2 separate regions of the Homo sapiens genome follow, and region 2 is linked to region 1. Evidence: read pairs that join two places in POLR2A ChIA-PET (ENCODE). Cell type or tissue: HCT116. All regions are shown on one strand. Each heading gives the region's core, and the rest is flanking DNA. Links, peaks and the distances in the headings are about the cores only.

Region 1 (5,380 bases), core at 208-5,207:
CCCTCAGAGCTGCTCAAGGCTTTTCAACCCAGGGGATGATAATCAATGTTATGTCAATGAATCAGCCAAACAGACAGAAAGATCACATTATGTTTTCTCTGTTTGAAAAGGTAAATACCTCATACATTTTGAAAATTTCAATGAAAATCGTTTGAGTTAAGAAGTTCTAATATTTAAAGAGTTAAGCTTTCATTTTCTGGAAGCCTTTGTGAATAGGGCTGGGTAGATGCAGCGGGCCCTGCATGTTCACTGCCCTTTGTAGCTTTTACAAATGACCTGTGTCATGTCATCCTCACTGTCTTCTCCCCACCAGGATGACAACTGGGGAGAGACCACCACGGCCATCACAGGCACCTCGGAGCACAGCATATCCCAAGAGGACATTGCCAGGATCAGCAAGGACATGGAGGACAGCGTGGGGCTGGATTGCAAACGCTACCTGGGCCTCACCGTCGCCTCTTTTCTTGGACTTCTAGTTTTCCTCACCCCTATTGCCTTCATCCTTTTACCTCCGATCCTGTGGAGGGATGAGCTGGAGCCTTGTGGCACAATTTGTGAGGGGCTCTTTATCTCCATGGCATTCAAACTCCTCATTCTGCTCATAGGGACCTGGGCACTTTTTTTCCGCAAGCGGAGAGCTGACATGCCACGGGTGTTTGTGTTTCGTGCCCTTTTGTTGGTCCTCATCTTTCTCTTTGTGGTTTCCTATTGGCTTTTTTACGGGGTCCGCATTTTGGACTCTCGGGACCGGAATTACCAGGGCATTGTGCAATATGCAGTCTCCCTTGTGGATGCCCTCCTCTTCATCCATTACCTGGCCATCGTCCTGCTGGAGCTCAGGCAGCTGCAGCCCATGTTCACGCTGCAGGTGGTCCGCTCCACCGATGGCGAGTCCCGCTTCTACAGCCTGGGACACCTGAGGTAAGAGGCAACATCCAGGAGGCAGAAAGGATGGCTGATGTCTTGCTGGGAGACAGCTGCTCTGTAGCACGTGAGGGGTGGTGACAGATGCCAAGAGCTAGGACCAGAGTCTGACTCTTTTCTGGTTTGGGGAGGAGATGCGAGGGTGGGGAGGGTGTCCATGTTCATTGAGTTTCTGGACTTCTAGATGGTGCGGGGCAGTTGCTGGCTCTCACCCAGGTTGAGATTTTGCTGGGCTTGTTCTCAAAGTTATTGGCAGCTCCCAAAAATGATGGAGAAAGGAGATGCATAGTGATGGCTGCCTTCTTTGACTCTGAAATTGGCCAATGGACAACAGATAAAGTGACCAGCAGCTCCATTTTGTCCCAAATGTGACATCTGGTTTACCATGTTGTCCCAGTGGAATAATGAATTGTTCCTTTTTTCCCACTCTCAGAGGCCTGGTTTGGGCAGTAAATTATATGGTCATCCGAGGGACCCTCCAATAAAGAATCAAGTGCAGGTTAGAGACTCCAAATGTGTAATCCTTGAGTGTTGTGAAAATGTATGCGTGAGAAAAAGTTAGAAGTCAGTTGGGTTGTCATACTTACATCTCTGCATAAAATCTCATTATTTTGTGGTTAAATAAGAGTGATTACCATCATTTTATTTGCTTCAAGGTAAGCACTTTATATATAGATTGTGTATTTAGTCTTCATAGAACCCCGTGACCTAGGTATTATTAATCCCTGTGTCACAGATGAAGAAACTAGGGCTTAGGGGATTTAAGTAATTTGCACAAAAACATATGGCTAGCCTCATTTAGGATTCACTCAGATGTCATGAGGCCAGGGCTGAGTGAATGCCCCCATAATGGCATCTCTCACTTTGTGGTTAGTGGCCTATTTTTCCATCTGTTTTCTTCCACAGACTATGAACTCCCTGAGGCCAGGGGCCACCCTTATACCTCATTACATCCTCAGTGCCTGGCATGGAGCATGGCTTGCACTGAGATGTTCTCTGGGTGAATGCAGAGCCTGGGACATTTGACTTCAAAGCCTTTACCCTCTCCCAGGCTCTCTGCCTCCTTAGGCAGTATATGCTGATGTGTGTAGCCTGCTTGGGGCAGGGTAGGCACTTAGTTCATTGCAGCTATTACTGCTGTGATCATGTAGCTGGCAGAGCAGCCAGAATCAGCAAGGGCACACCTTAGTGGGTATCAGAACAATCGGCTTTGTCATAGATTTGGCTGGGCTCCAGGAAGGTGGCTCAGCCTGTATTTGGAGTCAGGCCATGCTGCCAAACCATCTTCATGTTGGTGTGTACCCTCCTCCATTCCTCTGGCTTGGCTTGTGCTACGAGAACGGGATGATCTAGCGTTCAAGGTTGCTGCCACCCTAACTGATCCTTGGTGGAAACTGGTGTCCAAGTCACATGTCTGTGCACCAAAAATCTGGGGTTTAGAGTCCTTCACAGATGCCTGTAGGGCTCTGAAGACAAGTAGGTCACCGCTTTGCTGCATATTCATCTCAGAAGGCTTTCTTTTCCCATGTTTTGCATCAGGGAATGACCAGCAGTTTTGTGTTAAACATCTGCTGTGTGCAGAGCCCTGGACACACCAGGCTGGCTGCCTTCAGAGCTCTATCTCAGCACCTGTGGCACTCACAGTCACTTGGAAAGAGACCAGTGCACCGCTGTCTGGTGGACAGGTGCAGAAACAGGCCTGGGGGTATAGGTGATAGGAACACAGGAGGACAGAGAATTTCAGATTGTGGCAGCAATAAAGCCGAGCAGGAGACAGTCTGTCTCAGAACAGGTTTTGCTGCAGTTAAAGTGGTAGAGAAAAATCCGGCTGTGGTCTCAGTGGAGATGAGTGATATTTGGAACTCTGTATATGTAAGTAGCCAAGACACTGGCCAGGAGTGAGGTCTATGGTGGTTTTGTTTTTTGGCCCTTAGCCCTAGTTGGTGTGAATTCCACCTGTGTAGGTGGGAAAGGGCAGGGCATCTTCTCACCATAGGTCATGCAGGGTGGTGGGACCGACTTACCCCCATGGGCTCCCACATCGCTCCTCCCTGTACGACTGGTTGAGCTGCACACTGCATCTGAGTGGGAGTGGAGAGGGGACAAACCAAACAGCCCGAGGAAAGTATGCCTGTGGCGTGTTCAGAAAGCATGATTAGCAGCAGCCCTCGCCTCCCACCACACAGCTCTGCTGGTCAGGGCAGAGCTGGATGGGAGAAGCCAGACTGATTGTGCTGCATGGCTCCCAGGCTTGCTGCAAACCTTTCAGTCTGCTCTTACCATGACCAACAACTGTCCAGGCTTTAAAAAACTCAAGTCAGTCACCCCAGCTCCCCAGGGAGAACTGAAAGGTGGCAAGTGCCCATCTGCCCTGGGGAGAGCGTTTTGAGGTGGTCCCCAGCCTCATCCTTTCGGCTTCTTTTTAGGACCATTGGTGTTCCTCCTCTCCCTGCCTTTAATAAGGCCCCCTTTGTCCCTCTCGTGGAGAGCCTGAGTTAGGAGGTGGAAAGAATGGCTGGGGAAAGAGGGACATCTTTACTGACAAATGGAGCCCTCAGGGAGAGCCAGATGCCCAAGTGTCAGCCAGTCTGCCAGAGCTGGAGCAGGCTTGGCACCTTTCCTCCTGGCATTGTGTGGGCCTGGTCACCTGCCGATCCTTGGGCTAAATCTGGTCTGAACCCAGCAGTGGCTGGAAGAGTTACTAGGCCAGAAATACAACTTCTAAGGCCTTTTGTAAAGTGTAGAAACAGACAGGAGGGAAGAGGGAGCGGGAATAGACAAAGCAAGCCTCGGAAATCAGAATAGCAGGTCTCCATTAGACCCAGCAGAATCACAGGCTGTTGGCTCTCCCTTTATGTAAAGCCTTCACCGTGGCAGCACCCTATTGGGCTTAGGTGCCAAGCGATGGTGAGTTCTTTTTTATGTTTTCAAAGATGATTTTATCGAATTGACTGAGCTATTTTTGAGAGTTGTCTAAAGAATGTCTACTCTTTAGTTTCTTAAAGAAAATAGGCTTCTCATTAGTTCATAAAAGGTGCTTGCTGTGGCCCTGCTTGTTGGCAGGAATGAAGTTTTGGGCTTATTTGAAAACTTTCAAAAATGTAAAAAGTTGTTGCAGAAAGTAAGATACCATAAATAGATTGAGATACTTCCTAACCTCTGCCCAGTGCCCTAGGAGTTATGAAAAGCTTTTCATAGGTTTGGACTCATTTACCCCTCCTTGCTGCCCTGTCAGAGGTCAGAGCAGGTGGGGTAGAGGTGTCCCCTCTTACAGTTGAGGTCCCCAACCCCCAGGGTAAGGGACCTGCTCAAGGTCACAGGGAATCAGCACCTTCCTGTGCATCACACCGCTTACCCCACCGCACTTTCTACAGCGTCCTGGTGTCTCACACAGTCGCTTTGTCATTTTCCATACACACCTTGCTCGTCACTTTTCTTGGCCCCGTTCTCACAATAAGTTGCTAACTTTTCCAGGATGTTACCAGAGACTAATGACTGTTGATATGACTTTATTTGAGGAGAAACCCAGAAGAATAGAAGAGCCTAAAAATTGGCATTCAATTATCTTAATCATTTTTCAGTTTTGAAACCTCTAAAGGGAAATAAGTGTGAATACTGGTGCACAGGCACTAGTGTAATTGACTGGTTGAATGTGAAATGGTAGAACAACAGAGACAGATAAAGAAAACCTTAACAATAAACAATTACATAGTCTTACTGGGAGCCAGGTACCTTCTGATCTTTTAATGTGCAACTCAGTTTTCACAACAATCATGTGAGGTAGGTTCTGGTAGCCTCCTTTTCAGATGAGCAAACCGAGGCGTGGGAGAGTTAGGTAAGTCTAAGGCCCCACACTTTGTAATTGTGGGAACCAGGATTTGAGCCCAGGCTCTCTGGTTCCAGAATGATCTTACCCATTTCACCATACTACCTCTGAATAGATAGTTGCATGTTCACGTCACTGCTTTAGGAACACATGAACAAACCCAGAAGCATTTTTTGAGTGTTTCCCATGTGCCAGCCTCGGTGCCAGATATTTTTGTATACATTATCCTGTTTCACTTAACACAGAGCTTAGGGCTGGAACAGAGAGAATGTGCAGGATTGTCAAGATGGCTTGCACTCTGAGGTCCATTCCTTAGCTCCACTGGTTATTTTATTCACTCAGTTGACAAAGCCTGGTCCTTAAAGTCATAGCAGTAGGTTTGAGCCTTTGGTCAGACCTTTTTAACTTCCTATACTTCACATGTCTCAAAGAAAATATATTTTATCTATTGTTGTGTAACAACTACCTCACCACTTAGTAGTTTAAAACAACCAATTCAGTATTTCTCACAATTCTGCAGCATGGATTGGGCTCAGCCAGGAGGTTCTTTAGCTGATCCTGCCCATGGTCCTGTGTGATTATACTCACATGGTGAGTCAGCTGAGGCTGACTTTTTTTTCCTGTGTATTC
Region 2 (5,380 bases), core at 77-5,076, 58 kb after region 1:
GTTCATTAACTGGTCACTTTCCACAACCACATCTGTGGTTTAAGTTGCTGTGGCCACGTGGCCCACAGGGATGGCACTCTTTAGAGCAGTGACCTGCTAGGGGGCCCAGGTAGAGGAGGGGGTATGGAAAGTGGCTCCTCAGAGGTCCTTTGGATGGACTGATTTCTGTTTCTCCCTTTCAAGGAAACAAAGATGACACTGGAGAGGCCTGTCCTGCCTTCCCCCTAGTTGGAGACTTGAATGAGGGGCTGACTAGGTCTGGTTAGGGTTCCTGGGTAAGACATGAGGCTGTTCCAGAACGGGGAGGGAAGGAATAAACCATTTCAGTTGCCCTTTTCTCTGCCTGGTTAAATTCAATACGCTGCTCTCTTCCCCAAGTTAAGAACAATTCAATATGCAATAATGTGGAAAATATGAGCCATCACCATTATTTTATATTATAGCAAAAGGCTGTATTTTATCTTATTCATTAAATGAAAAGAAAGGAGAGAATGAGTTCCAATGAAACCAGACACTGAACTTCCTTTCTGAACATCTGCCTCTAATGTGTCAACAGGGAGTATTTCTGTAGCAGTGTGGGATATGTGAGGACACAGGCTCCCCATCTACAGAACACCATGGTCTTGAGTGATACTGCTATGACAGGAAGGAAAGACCTGGGAGAAGGGGTCCATAGTGGTATATTCCCTCCCTTCCTAGAACCTAGATAATTGAGACTTGCCTCTTAGGAATAAAGACAATAAAAAGAAAAAAACTGAAGATAAAGCCACAGCAGAAGAGAACATCAATAATGACTCTCAATTTAAAGTGATATTTTGTGCCATGAAAGACGAAGACCAAGACCCTGTTCCAAATTAAAGGTGACTAAGGAAGCATAAGCAGGCCGGGCGTGGTAGTTCATGCCTGTAATCCCAGCACTTTGGGAGGCCGAGGAGGGAGGATCACCTGAGGTCAGCAGGTCAAGACCAGCCTGGCCAACATGGTGAAACCCTGTCTCTACTAAAAACACAAAAACTAGCCAGGTGTGGTGGTATGCACCTGTAATCCCAGCTACTTGGGAGGCTGAGGGAGGAGAATCACATGAACCTGGGAGGCAGAGGCTGCAGTGAGCCAAGATGGTGCCACTGTACTCCAGCCTGGGTGACAGAGGGAGAATCCGTCTCAAAAAAAATAATAATAATAAAAGAAAAAGAAAGAGAAACATAGGCAAATGTAAGTGTGGAATCCTGGATTGGATTCTGGGCCAGGAAAAAGAGACGTTTTTCTTTTGCAGTAAAGGACATTGATGGGACAACTGGCCAATTTGAATAATGGTAGTAGACGTATTATATCAGTGTTAATTTCCTGATTTTGAAAATTCTATCTCTCTATATCTATCTATCTATCTATCATCTATCTATATCTCTCTATATCTATCTATTTATCTATCTATCTATCTATCTATCTATCTATCATCTATCTATGTATCTATGTAGCTAGAAGGGATGGTAAAATGTTAACATTTGGGAGATCTAGGTGAAGAGATATTGAAGTTCTTTGCACTATTTTGGTACATCTGAAATTATTTTAGGGTAAAAAGCAAAAACAATTTAAAAAATACTATTTTAAAGCACTATTATATCTTTTTGCTATTACTATTTTAAAATACATTAATAAGACTCTTTTTTTTTTGAGACAGGGTCTCACTCTGTTGCCCAGGCTGGAGTGCAGTGGTGCAATCACAGCTAACTGCAACTTCTGCCTCCCAGATGAAAGTGATTCTCTTATATCAGCCTCCAGAGTAGGTGGGACTACAGGCGCCTGCCACCATACTCGGCTAATTTTTGTATTTTTTGGTAGGAATGGGGTTTCACCATGTTGGCCAGGCTGGTCTCGAACTCCTGACGTCAAGTGATCTGCCCACCTTGGCCTCCCAAAGTGCTGAGATTACAGGCATGAGTCACTATGCCTAGCGATAAGACCCTTTTAATATCTTTGAAAGGTTTAAATGTTAGGAAAGTTTGTTTCTATTGTGCTGAGTTGTTATTAAATAGTCCGCTCCTCTGGACTGGATTATTTACCCTTTGGTATCTTGTGAAATGTTTGCTCTACCTTCAAACATCCAAGTAAGTTACAGACCAGTAAAACAGTGTCAAGTTGCTCCCTGGTTCTGTTCATCCATCACTTCAAAGAATTAAACAGATAAATACTTCCGTGTTAATTCCTTTCTCCTCCTTCCCAGCCCTCACACCAAATGGCCCCTTGTGGGGACATAGTCACTCTGGGGAGGCATTCTGCAGAGAACACCAGGTTTGGCTCCAGATGGCTTATATTTAAGTTCCAAGAACTAATGGTTTTTAGTTATGTGTCTTTTAGTGATTAATCTGTATGAGCGTCAGTTTCTGACTATGTCAAACGGGGCTAAAATAGTATTTGGTTTTTGTTTGTTTGTTTGGGGAGACAGAGTCTTGCTGTGTTGCCCAGGCTGGAGTGCAGTGGCATTATCATGTCTCACTGAAGTCTCAAGCTGCTGTGCTCAAACAATCCTCCCACCTCAACTTCCCAAGGAGCTGGGACTACAGGCGTGCCCCACTATGCCCGACTAATTAATAATACTTGTTCTACATCACTTTCTAGAGCTATTGGAAGATCCAAATAAAAAGATGCATGAAATGCTTTGAAAAATGCTCCACAGCCTTTGTTATTTATGAACTTCTGTACATAAGGTGTGGGTTGGGGGTTTATCTCCAAGGCCCTCTATCTAACACTGTTTGAGCTGCCTGACATATTATCCATGACACAAACCTAGAAGACAAGTTGGCTCAGCTGCTTGCCAGTGCCTTCAGTTGATATTTTTAAAAAACAGCTACCATATAGTGAACTCTTCATATTCATCCTTATAAAAAGTCCCAATTTTAGATGAGGAAATTTAGACAGCTCAGAAAGGCCACAGGACTTGACATAGTACACAAAGCTACTAGGTGGCAGATTCTGGACTTGAACCCTAGTCTCTATTACTTTATAGCCTGAGTTCCTTCCACTGTGTTACTGTGTGGCTCTGATGATCAATGAACAGAAGCTATAGTCACTGCAGGAAATTAACTAAGAGCAATTTTGCCTAGTGAGTAGTACCAAAGAGGCTTGGATTGATCCATGGAGAACTGTGTTTTAATTGAGCATGAAGTTGTCCATGTTTTTGTTTTGTTTTGTTTCATTTTTTTGAAACAGTGTCTCACTCTGTTGCCCAGGCTGGAGCGCAGTGCCAGGATCACAGCTCATTGCAGACTTGACCTCCCAGGCTCAAGTAATCCTCCTGCCTCAGCCTCCCAAGTAGCTGGAACTCCAGGCACATGCGACCATGCTCGGTTACTTTTTGCATTTTTTTGTAGAGACAGGGTTTTGCTATGTTGCCCAGGCTGCTCTCAGACACCTGAACTCAAGTGATCCCTGGCCCCGGCCTCCCAGAGTGCTGGGATTACAGTTCTGAGCCGTCGTACCCAATCTGTCCATGTTTCAAATACTCATCTAGACATCCACCTCAGCCAAATAAACTTGGTTTGAGTTTGGGGACTTAATCTAAGAAGCACTCCTCTTTGGGACTATACTCATCTCTACAAGGCAAAGAGAGTTTGCCTCTTTCTTACCCATGTTTCAAACATTTCTTCTGGGCGCAGGCGACGTAGAGTGGGTCTGGAAAAAAAAAAAAAAAAAAAAAAAGAAAGAGCTTCCTTGAGTAGGGATCACTGTGGCAGACACAGCAGCCACAGCATTATGAAATGTAAAATGAGATGATGCTTCCTTTGCAAGGCAGGGAGAGCCCTAAAAACCCACTTATCTTCTAAGGAAACAGACCTGCTCTACTCTGCTGTGTCAGACAGCGAGCTGGGCCAAGGCACTCAGCCTTTTCATAGACCCACTGATCCAAGAATTATAAAGTCTTTTACAAACAATGGGTCAGAGGGCACAGGGTCAGCTCATTCCCAGGGCAAGATGCCATTTCCTTCCTCACAGATAGCCACCACTCCAGAGAGCCCACAGCAGGCCTGGAATGAGAAACCTGAGGGGGAAAACAGGAAATCTCGGATTTTGTAGGTTAAAACTGCCTTTGTTTTATCATCTGGTGTATACATTGAAAGTCCTTTAGGGATATTTAGGGGAGCAGACAGGATCTATATTTTGCTCATAGTTTCATTTCTTTCTGAATATTGGCAAATAGTGCTGGACATATTAATATTTGCTCCTCCAAGTACTGCCTTCCTGAAGGAACTAGGACTGTCCAGGTGAGGGGGATCACAGTACTGCAGGTCCAATGAACACACTCGTGTACATGCCAGGTAGGGTGGAGGGACAAGCCAGTGAGTCCACTACCATGTTCCATATTCCCATATCTTCCCTCCCTCAAGAGCAGGGGTCAAAAAACTACAGCTGGTGGGACAAATCCAGCCAGGGCCTCCTGTTTTCCTAAATAAACTTTTACTGGTACACAGCCACACCCATTTGTTTATACATGATCCATGGCTGCTTTCATGCCACAGCCGCAGTTAAGTAGTTGCTACAGACGCCATCTGGCCCACAGAACCTGAAATATTTACCATTTTGTTCTTTACAGAAAAAGTTTGCTGATCCATGCTGGAGCTACACTAAGTGGTATCAAGCATTTCTCTCCCAGAAGTTCTATGCATAGAGTGTTCATCCTTGGCTAAGTTACTTAACTATTGAGTCCAATTCCTTGATCTGTAAAATTGGGATAATAATAATTACTCCCTAAGGTTGGAGATTAGATAAAATAGTTTCCCTAAAGCACTGGGCATGGTTATTGGTATATGGGAACTTTCACTAAATTGCTCTCATTCCTAGTATAGAATTTTATTTATATCTTGCCCTGGCTTTGAGGGGATTTGCTGACTGAGGGATTTATCAAACTCTGCTTGCAGGTGCAGACTTAGATTCAGAAGTAATAACATCCCTGCTAGTCATTACTGATCAACAAAGCCATACTACTGAGTTCTGTACTGCTGGGGTACTAACTAGGTTGTTGCTCTTGGCAGGTCTGAAATGTTAGCACAGAGAGGCTCCTCTCCATTCCCCAGACCCCAGGCCCCCAGCCCCCACATGCCATCTCAGGCACCTTTGGTGTTCCTTCACAAACTCCACCAGCTCCTCTTCTGTGTAAGGTTTGTTGGGGATGGCAATGGGCTCATCCATAAATGGCTCATAGAAGTCAACCTCATTCATCTTCAAAGATAATTTCTTTGCAACCTGTAACCATTAGAAATAAGACAAAGTTTATTTGAATACTAGTCTAGAATAGCAGTGTGTTGTCCATCTAAGATAAGTGTGTATGTTTTCCGGCAAAGACATAAAAACAGATGTACAGTTTTAACTTCAATGTTGAAGTGAC

Evidence for each region. ChIA-PET counts read pairs that join two places held together with the same protein. Peaks named below come from ENCODE experiments on the same cell type or tissue, not always from the same donor. Only the 100,000 strongest peaks of a DNase experiment are listed, where the experiment ranks them.
Region 2: POLR2A ChIA-PET joins it to region 1 with 6 read pairs; 4 of 35 experiments call an interaction of 5 or more read pairs at or near these places.

The regions. Positions count from the first base shown.
Region 1 is chr1:115,663,348-115,668,727 of GRCh38, forward strand. It overlaps VANGL1 (VANGL planar cell polarity protein 1), which reads left to right. Exons shown (of 8, transcript NM_138959.3): 4 at 314-921. Among named protein-coding and RNA genes, the nearest start is that of VANGL1, 24 kb to the left of the region's middle. In HCT116, for the core only: no CTCF peak of the experiment used is centred there; a DNase peak (open chromatin) is centred at 2,140; H3K4me3 peaks cover 247 bases; H3K27ac peaks cover 791 bases.
Region 2 is chr1:115,721,885-115,727,264 of GRCh38, forward strand. It overlaps CASQ2 (calsequestrin 2), which reads right to left. Exons shown (of 11, transcript NM_001232.4): 6 at 5,108-5,238; 7 at 3,624-3,669. Among named protein-coding and RNA genes, the nearest start is that of CASQ2, 44 kb to the right of the region's middle. In HCT116, for the core only: no CTCF peak of the experiment used is centred there; no DNase peak of the experiment used is centred there.